2 separate regions of the Mus musculus genome follow, and region 2 is linked to region 1. A link is a contact called in ENCODE Hi-C or POLR2A ChIA-PET data. All regions are on one chromosome and are shown on one strand. The core of a region is the stretch at or near the end of the contact, and the rest is flanking DNA. Distances in the headings are between cores, read along the strand shown.

Region 1 (4,280 bases), core at 1,027-3,526:
GATGGAGTCGAGATTTTTTTTTTTAAACAGTAACAATATTCCACACACCACAGGCCTGATTATTGTCAGGGAGACATTTTTTTTTAAAATCTTATTCTTAGATTTCCCCCCTGGCTTTAAAAGAACAAGTGTAAACAGCTTTATGTAACTTTCACTTTAAACTTAAACCTTTATGTTGGTCCCACGGAACCACTTGCCGGCCCCATTAGTCTATTTTTACTATCAAACAGGTCATTTAACAAGATATTTATTCCTCTTGGCCGTCATCCAAATGCGTTTTGACATTACTGCCCTGGGTCTGAACCGCTTAAACTGGAGGCTCTTAGAAACAGAAAATCACCTTTTGACTTAAGTCTCCAGGAGCGCTCAGCCTCTCTTCACTTCCATGGCATTAAATTCTGCTCTACTCTTAGAGCAGCCAAAAAACCGAGAGAGTATGTTTTAAGAGAATTGTTGTGGGAAGTCCAAGAGCTTAGAGGGTCACAGAGAGGCATTCCAGTCTCCTATATCCTGCTTCAACAGGGAGCTGGCCTGAAAATTGAGGAGCTGTTCACTTCCAGAAAGAAAGAGATCTTCAGAGAGCAGCAAATGGAGAACGCTGGGCTTTAAAGGACAGTGATGCCTGGGGCCCCAGCTGAGCCTTGACTCTGAAGAGGGAGGGGTGTTTCCTCCTCCTCCCCGCCCCCAACAAAAGGCCTTCGCGGAACAGTGGAACACAGAGACCCCACTAGCTTTGAAGCCAATCAATCAGGTGGAAGTCTGGGCAAATCACGACTTGGCTGCCGCGACAGGTCTCCTCCACCCACCCCGTTGGATAAGCTCTCCTCATCCTCCTCCACCACCTTCAGAGCACAGTACAGCTAGGGGGCCAAAGGGACGTTCCTGTGATGCTCCTGTTTTCCAACTTTCCGAGCTTGTTGGTCTCCTGCAAAGCTGCTAGGGAAAGGGCAAGTTTGCAAAGCTCAGGATCCCAAGTCCTGGGGGAAGCCACAAAGACGCTCCAACGCCAGCCAGCAATGCTTAACCTCTTGTGGGGCAGACTGGAAAACGCCACGGCCACTTAGGCGGGAGACCCGGGTTCCGGCTGGTCCCGGCAGGCCAGGGACAGCAGGGCCCCCGGGGTCCGCGCGTCCCCCGCATCCCCCTCCCCGCGCACCTGAGCGGGGCGTGGGCACAGCGCCGCACTCAGGCCCTGCCCGCAGGTCCCTCGCCCGCCGCCCGCGCCGCGCTGCGCGCCGGCCGCCTGCAGCCACCGGGAGCGACGCGAGGAGAGGCAGCCTCAACACGGCGTCATGCTTCCTGCCACCACATTACGGCGAATCGTCACCAGGAGAGGGGAGCAGAGGGGAGAGCGGGGGAGGGAGGGGTGCAGCCACACGCAGCCCCCAGGCTTCCAAAAAGCGCCGAGACGGGGCCACGTCCCGGTGGAGTCCCCGCGGGACCTGCCCGGTTTGCACAAAGCGCCGCAGTTTGGCCAAGAAGGCAGGAAGCCGGCCACAAAATAAATAAATAAAAAACAGAGTCGAGTCTACGTAACGCCCTGTCGAAAGCGGACGCCATATTTTTTTGTGGCTTATGTCGACATAGGGAAACGTAGACATGTTTTTCCTCCTCCTCCTCGGTCTGGCTTCCATTTATCCAAACTTGTAATCAAAACTATTTCATAAAAAAAAAAAAAATCTCCGTACTCCTCTCCCCGAAACCGCGGATTTCCTCCCACCCTCAAAAAAAAAAAAAAAAAAAGAAGAAAAAAAAAGCCTGAACACCCCCCTCCCGCGCACCCCCATTCCTAACCCGGCCAAGTCCCATTAACAACACATTTTCGGGAGCGGCGGCGGCGGTGGGAAAGTTGGGCTGGAGTGGCGGGCGCCCGGCGTGTCGGGCTCCGGGCTGGCGGTGCCCGCTGCGGGTGCTCCGCGCCGGGGCGAAGTTTCTTACCTGCGCCGGGGCTGCGAACGCGGGGACCCGGGCTGGGAACGCGGAGACGAGGCACGGGCGTTCCAAAATGGAACTCTGCTGGCTCCCCCCACCCACTCCCCACTCCCCACCCGGCGCCCGACTCGGGCTCCGTGGGAAAGAGGTGGTGGTGGGGGAAAGCCAGCCTGGCAGACAGACAGACAGACAGATAGACAGAAAAAAGCCCCGGTACGGAGAACGGTTGATCGAATTTTTTAAAAGAAAAAAAAAAAGAAAAGAAAAAGAAAAAAAAAAGAAAAGAAAAAAGAAAAAAAGGGGGAAAATGCCTCGATCAGTGGGGAATCTACGCCAAAACCCACATGATCTGTAACGTCAGCATGCGTATTTGCATACGATACCACCACCGGAGCTGCCACCCGGGCTCGGGTTCCGCAGAAAGTTACAAAGTGAAATTCAGGCCCCCCCGCAGACTTCGGCAAAATGTCATTTTTAGGAGGGAGTTGCTGGTGGGGGGAGGCTGCCCCTAAAGGCTCAGATGAGTGGTCATCCCGGGTGTTGGGGGGGGGGGAGTGCTTAAAAGTCTGAGTCCAGTAACGGACTCATTGGAATTTTTGCGGGAAGAGGTGGGGGAGGCGCAAGCGAGATCATTGACTATTGAGCACGACCCGGCGCGCTGCCGCGGCCAAACCCTCTCGGTGCAATACCCATTTTCTTTATGAAAAGTTCAAGGTGTCACTGATGAGCTCAACAAACTGTTGATCCTCACCACGTGGAGTGGCGGACCGTGAGACCGCAGGGCGCTAGGGCTTGCCCGGCGCCAGCAACACCCCAGACTCCAGGTCCTTCTGCAGTGCGTGGGGGCAGAACGCGGGTGGGGTCGTCACGCGCCCTGGGCTCTGCTTGAGTTTCGCCCGCCTTCTGGCAAAAGAAAATAACAACATACTTTAAAACTTTTTTCTTTCTTTTTTTTTTTTTTTTAAATCGAGATGCGTTTTACTCCCGGAATAGTAATGAGAGGGCTTGGGAATAGGGCGGGGAAGAAGGCGCCCCACTTACATAACCACTTGAAGTTAGATCACTTTTGCTGGGGATTTCCGCTTGCGCCTGAGCTCAGTCTGGTTAAAGATCTTCAAACTTTTTCCCTCCAAACCCATAAACAAACAAAGACACCCGGGGAGCTGACTCAAACTTGTGTGGCCCGAATTCACAGCGATTCTCAGCTTCGGGAAAATGCACACGCCTGCAGCGCGCACACTGGAGTCCCCCAGAAGCGAGACGGGTCATTTTCGGAGCTGGGACAGCCGCGTTCCCGGCGAGAGGGGTCTCCAAACGAGCCCTCCATCTGCGTGCGTGCGTGTGTGTGTGTGTGTGTGTGTGTGTGTGTGTGTGTGTGTGTGTGGTGTCTGCCCTTTGCAGCCCTGGGAACCGTGAACTAGAGACCCGGCTGCTGTGCTCCGGCGATCACGCAAGGTTAAAATTCTCTAAGGGAGCATCCGAGGGAAGATGACGGACCTAGCAACCTGTCAGCGTTGTGCATTCTTGCTCTCAGAGACCCTTTCCCCCTTCGCAGATTCTGGGGGCGTTTGGGAATTTGTTGGGTGTGAGCGCTCTTGGAGCCCACCGTAGGGGGTGGAGGCTAACTCTGGGACCCAGATTTGACACTAGGAGTTACTGGAGAAAACAGAGGGCTTGGGACTTGAAGACTGCGGAATTGCCTCCCATCCTGCGGATTAGCAGGCGCATCGCATTCCGGCTTCCCAGCCAGCTCTGCTCCGGGGAATTAGAACGAACTCTAGCGGCCGCTTGCGACTCCGCTCGGGGCGCCAGGACAGCAACAGGTGGCTGTGTACTGCGGGGTGGCCAATGGCGATGACTTAGTCTAGAGGAAGACTGGTTTTGGGGGCTGATGGATGGTCACGGCTCTAGGGAGCCTCTGCTGGCATTTTTCTTTCGTATTAGGTTTTTTTTTTTTCTATTTAAGATTAAATCAGCGCGCATGCTAAATTTCTTACTTGCCTTCCAGCTTTAGTTGGGTTATTGCTAACTGAGGGTGGAGGGGTTGCCTCTCTCTTCTCCCTGCCCCCCACTCGTCTTTGTCCGTCTGTCTTTTTCTTCCTAGATAGGTTTAAAAGCCCAGAAAACCGGATTCTGACTGTGGACTGGCTTTAGTGCTTCCTTTCTTACGAGAGACAAAATCCGACGGGGTTCTTAGGAGGATTCCATTCAGATCTTTGTTGGTGACTATAATCCGGATCGTGCCCTGACTTTCTCAGACTCATCTGATACCTATGATCTGAGAGTCTTGTCAACTTTTATCCAACACCAGTATTTGGGGATCTTTAACTGAGTTTGGTGATTTTTTT
Region 2 (4,280 bases), core at 1,225-3,724, 51 kb before region 1:
CTCAGGTTGATAAAGACCTAGTGCACTCCAGGACTAGGGAAAACAGGCCTTGCTTACCCAGCCTCTGTCAAATCTCCGTTATTTTAAGAGATGAGACTGAAGACAAACACAGGGCCTGAGAATGAGACCTGAATGTCTTCCCACACACAGCCATGTCCGCAGATCCTTAATGAGGACAACTTAGTTAATTTGGGGTTGACGGTAAGAATATGGGATGGGGGCTGTGTTCCAGTTATAAAGAATAAAATAATTAAATTCGGTTCAGTGGAAAGAGCCGCTGAACTGGAAGGAATTTGCAGACCCATGGGGGAAGGCCAGCAGCAGCACAGGAAGAGGGGATTGATCGTGGCCACCTTTTCCAGGGACAGCTGAAGGGGAGTGGCTTCCTCCAGAGGCTGTTTCATAAAGGGAATTATCTCTGCAAGGTGGGGCTAGCTCAACAGACTGCTTCTGTCGCTTCTATCCCACAGGGACACAGAAGTGAGCACATGCAGGCAGGCGCTCTCATGGGCGTGTACACACACACACACCAAACACATACATATATGCACACACACATATACACACACACAAACACATATATATATATGCACACACAAATACACACACAAAGACACACACAGACACACAAAGACACACAGACACAGAAAGACACACACACAGACACACAAAGACACACACACACAGACACACAGACACAGACACAGACACACAGACACAGACACACACACACACACACACACACACACACACACACACACTGCTTCTCAAGGCCACACTGTGGCCACCACATCCTGAGCTTTCACTGAGTTATTTGTTCCTCAAAATGTGCAGAGGACAAATTTGAAGCATGCTCACAGAGAAGCCTTGTCTCAAAGGGTCGCCTGTGGCAGAGCGTTCATAGGTCCCTCAGTGAGGTGACCGTGTGAAGCTAAGCCCTCAAAGCTGTCTTCAGGGAACAAAGTTGGAGTTAGGAGGCAAAGGGATGTTTCTGAATAATTTGAGCTGAATAATTTGTTCAGTGTTTTGACATCCATCTCCCCCCCACATAGCTACTAGTGGGGACAATCCCACTTTTGTCCTTAGATGTGACAAGTGGGGTCACCTTCCGAGGGCAGAGGGTGGCTGGTACCAGAGCGAATAGTGTCAGGAATGGAGGTGCGCAAACATTCTGAGGACTGGTCCACCTTTAGAATAGAATGCGGCTCCTCTGAGGACAAGCATAGGGGCCATTTGCCGGGTGGGTACTAAGTTCTTTTCATTCTTTTTCAGAAGTCAGATGTGTAATATGTCCTGAGCCAAACACATGGCCACAGAGAAAATGGAGCTTTAAGACAAGGCCTCTGACCCTAACAACCAACAGAGGAGCCAAGACTCCCGTCTGAGAGCAACCTGGAGTTGAAAACCATGCACTTGCCTCCATGGTCTGGCTCTGAACTACAGAAACCCACTAGCATAAGGTAAGGAAGGGTGTAGGCTCAGAAAAGAAAGCATAAAATGGGGCCGGAAGCTCACCTCAAAGAATATCGGTGAGCATAGTGGATGCAGGGGATGTCTGAAACCCCAGGCAGGTAGGCTAGAGCAGACTCAGAAAGATCACAGGCTGCAAGTCCATTTTTGGGGCAGGCAAATACACAAGGGGAGAGGGTGTTCATTTTAAGGTGGAGTGGGGCACAGAAGGACCTAACCCTGTCCTATCCAGCATCCTTTTGAACCACAGATTCCTTTTGCAAGCGGCATCTGAGAATGCTGTGGAGTGTGAATAGCTTGGAATGGACCAGGCTACTGGTTATGGCTTTCGGCCTTGCTCTGCCTTCAGCTCTTCTCAAGAAACTACCCACACTGGCCGCAGCATCTAAATTCACATCCTTGGCCCTGCTCCTGTGCCCTGTGTGGCACAATTCTAATTTACTCCGCTGTCGGATTTTAAAAGCATCAACCTACATGCTCTTGTCTACCACAGCCTCTGACTTCAGGTGACACTCATTTTCCCACCCCTCTGAGGTGCTCTTAAGATCAAGTCACATGAATCAGTTGGGCCTTTGGGTGGAATGGAACTCTGAACCCTTGTGATCCGTGTTGACATTACTGTAAATTTTACTGGGTTCCATCTAGACAGAAGCCATCACAAGGCAAAGGTTATTTGAGGCCTACGTACAATATCAAAAAAAAAAAATCCACTTTCAAGCGTCAGCAGTGGAAAGATCCCTTAAGACTGGCACAAGAAAAAAGTTACCCAAAGGCCGTAACATTAGAAGGTAGGAGGACATCGGGGCTTTTGTTTGGTTTTGGTTCCAGGCCCAGCATTCTGAGAGGGGTTATTAATTACTCCCTGGCGACAGAAGGAACACAGGGCTTCTCAAAGCCGATGGAAGGAATCCTCACAGACAGAGTGAGAGGGGGCTGGGCTTGAGAGCCTCACCGAAGGCATTGATTGCACGCCAGGAGCAGGCCAGTGACCCGCATGCTCCAGAGAAGCCAGAGAATGGGGCGCACTCTTCCCTGAGGAAACAAGTGCCCACGTGCGGGTTCAGTGCTTACACGGCTGCTTCCTACAGAACTCCCAGGAATGTCTGACTCTCCTCTAAGGCTGCTCTTCTCAAGACTCCCACCACCTCCCAACTTGGCACCCAGAAGCCTCTGTGGCTCTCCTCCTTGCCAACGATATTCATCCAACCCACCGGAAGGACTGCTTCTCGCCTTCCGCCCAAATCCACTCAGGGCTCTCTCCATCAGCGTTGCTGTCATCTCTGGCATGCATGTCCACAGCAGCCCCCTGAAGGGTCGTCCCCTCCACACCCCTCACCTCATCTCCCCTTCTGTGGTTCCTCTTCAGCTATCCTCCCTGTTCCCCGCCCCCAGCTCCCTCCCCCATAATAGTCATCTCAAAATGGAGATCAGACACAACACTCTCTGAAACCTGTGAAGGCTCTCATTGAATATAGGACTCATCCCACAGTCCTATAAGGTCCAGCCCGAGGCTCCTATCTGTCTGTCTGTCTGTCTGTCTGTCTGTCTGTCTGTCTGTCTGTCTAGCTCAGAATCCTAGATGGGCAGAATAATCCCGCCCCTAGGCTGGCAGACTGAGAGCAGGACTAGACTGTGTAATTGGGCTTTTGTTGTTGTTGCTGTTGCTGCTCCGTTCAGGGAACTGGGACCTGGTCGTTAGAGAAGCAAGCACCCTACCATTGAATTTTTCTGCTCCGGCTTAAAATTGTACTTTTGTATTTTATCCCTCTCAATCACTCCAGGGTTCTTGTATTGTATTGCAATTTTCTCAGCTTTTCTCCGAGCAGGATACTATTGATGATTACCATGACAGTATCAACATTGTTGCAAAAGTTCTGGTTTGCGCTGCTTGGACCCCAGGCAATGTTTGTTCTTCCAGGGGAGTAGAAGTAAAAGCAGTTCTAGAACACAGCCCTCATAGGTTACTGGGGGCCTAATGAGATCCTTAAATTATCAGCCAGGTCATTCCCTCAAGGTAATAACAAAAGTATGCTCTTTAGTGTCCTCTCTGGTATCTTCAACAGCACCTGATAACTTACCCTCAGTCCTTGTATTGAGCACTTCTTGAGGTGAGAAAGTCAGAGCACAGAGAGATTAAGTGACTCACCCAAGGTCATAGTGCTGGTGAGACACTGTATTCTAATTGTCCTCTGTTTGCTGTGTTTATTTGTTGTTGTTGAGCCCAGGCTAACCTCAAACTCATTATATGACTGAGTTCCAGATGGTCCTACCTCAGCCTGAGTGCTCAGATTACAAAAGGGTGGCTGGCTGCAGGAGTGAGCTTTTTAATGCACCCCTTTGCATCTAGAGGCTCTTGGAGAAGGTGATATAGCCATGACTTTCAATGCCAATTTCAACGGCAACAATTCTATCAAGCTGCCTTCCAAGAAATGGGCACAACCCATCTAGGACCAATGTAAGCCTATGATTAAAACCAGAAAGATAATGAACACTCAGAAGCCACTGTGTAAAGGGCTCCCACTGGCTCAGAGGCTCGTGGCTGGAAAGGCATGTCCTTCTTCTTTCATGACTATTCCTTGCAGACAGCAGGGGAGAGAGAGAGAGAGAGAGAGAGAGAGAGAGAGAGAGAGAGAGAGAGAGGACAGAGGGAGAGAGAGAGATTGAGAAGAAGGAGGAGGAGGAGGAGGAGGAGGAGGAGGAAGAAGAAGAAGAAGAAGAAGAAGAAGAAGAAGAAGAAGAAGAAGAAGAAGAAGAAGAAGAAGAAGAAGAAGAAAGAAGGAGGAGGAGGAGAGGGAGGGAGGGAGGGAGGG

The links. A loop is a pair of places that touch in the nucleus more often than their neighbours do. ChIA-PET counts read pairs that join two places held with the same protein, here RNA polymerase II (POLR2A).
Region 2: a loop to region 1 is called in a map of left cerebral cortex, with 6 times the contacts of the local background. The contact joins the enhancer-like site here to the promoter of Zhx2 in region 1. A Hi-C loop is called at or near these places in 9 of 37 maps with a recorded cell type or tissue (gastrocnemius, heart and left cerebral cortex). POLR2A ChIA-PET finds 5 or more read pairs at or near these places in 1 of 5 experiments (Patski).

What each region holds. Positions count from the first base shown.
Region 1 is chr15:57,692,663-57,696,942 of GRCm38, reverse strand. It overlaps Zhx2 (zinc fingers and homeoboxes 2), which reads right to left and starts at 2,276. Exons shown (of 4, transcript NM_199449.2): 1 at 1,939-2,276.
Region 2 is chr15:57,743,818-57,748,097 of GRCm38, reverse strand. All of the region lies in intron 1 of Zhx2 (zinc fingers and homeoboxes 2), which reads right to left. Among named protein-coding and RNA genes, the nearest start is that of Zhx2, 51 kb to the right of the region's middle. Within about 2 kb of position 2,474, at least 2 of the 3 ENCODE cell types and tissues checked have a DNase peak (open chromatin) inside an H3K27ac peak, as active enhancers do; they include gastrocnemius and left cerebral cortex, where a contact is called at or near this core.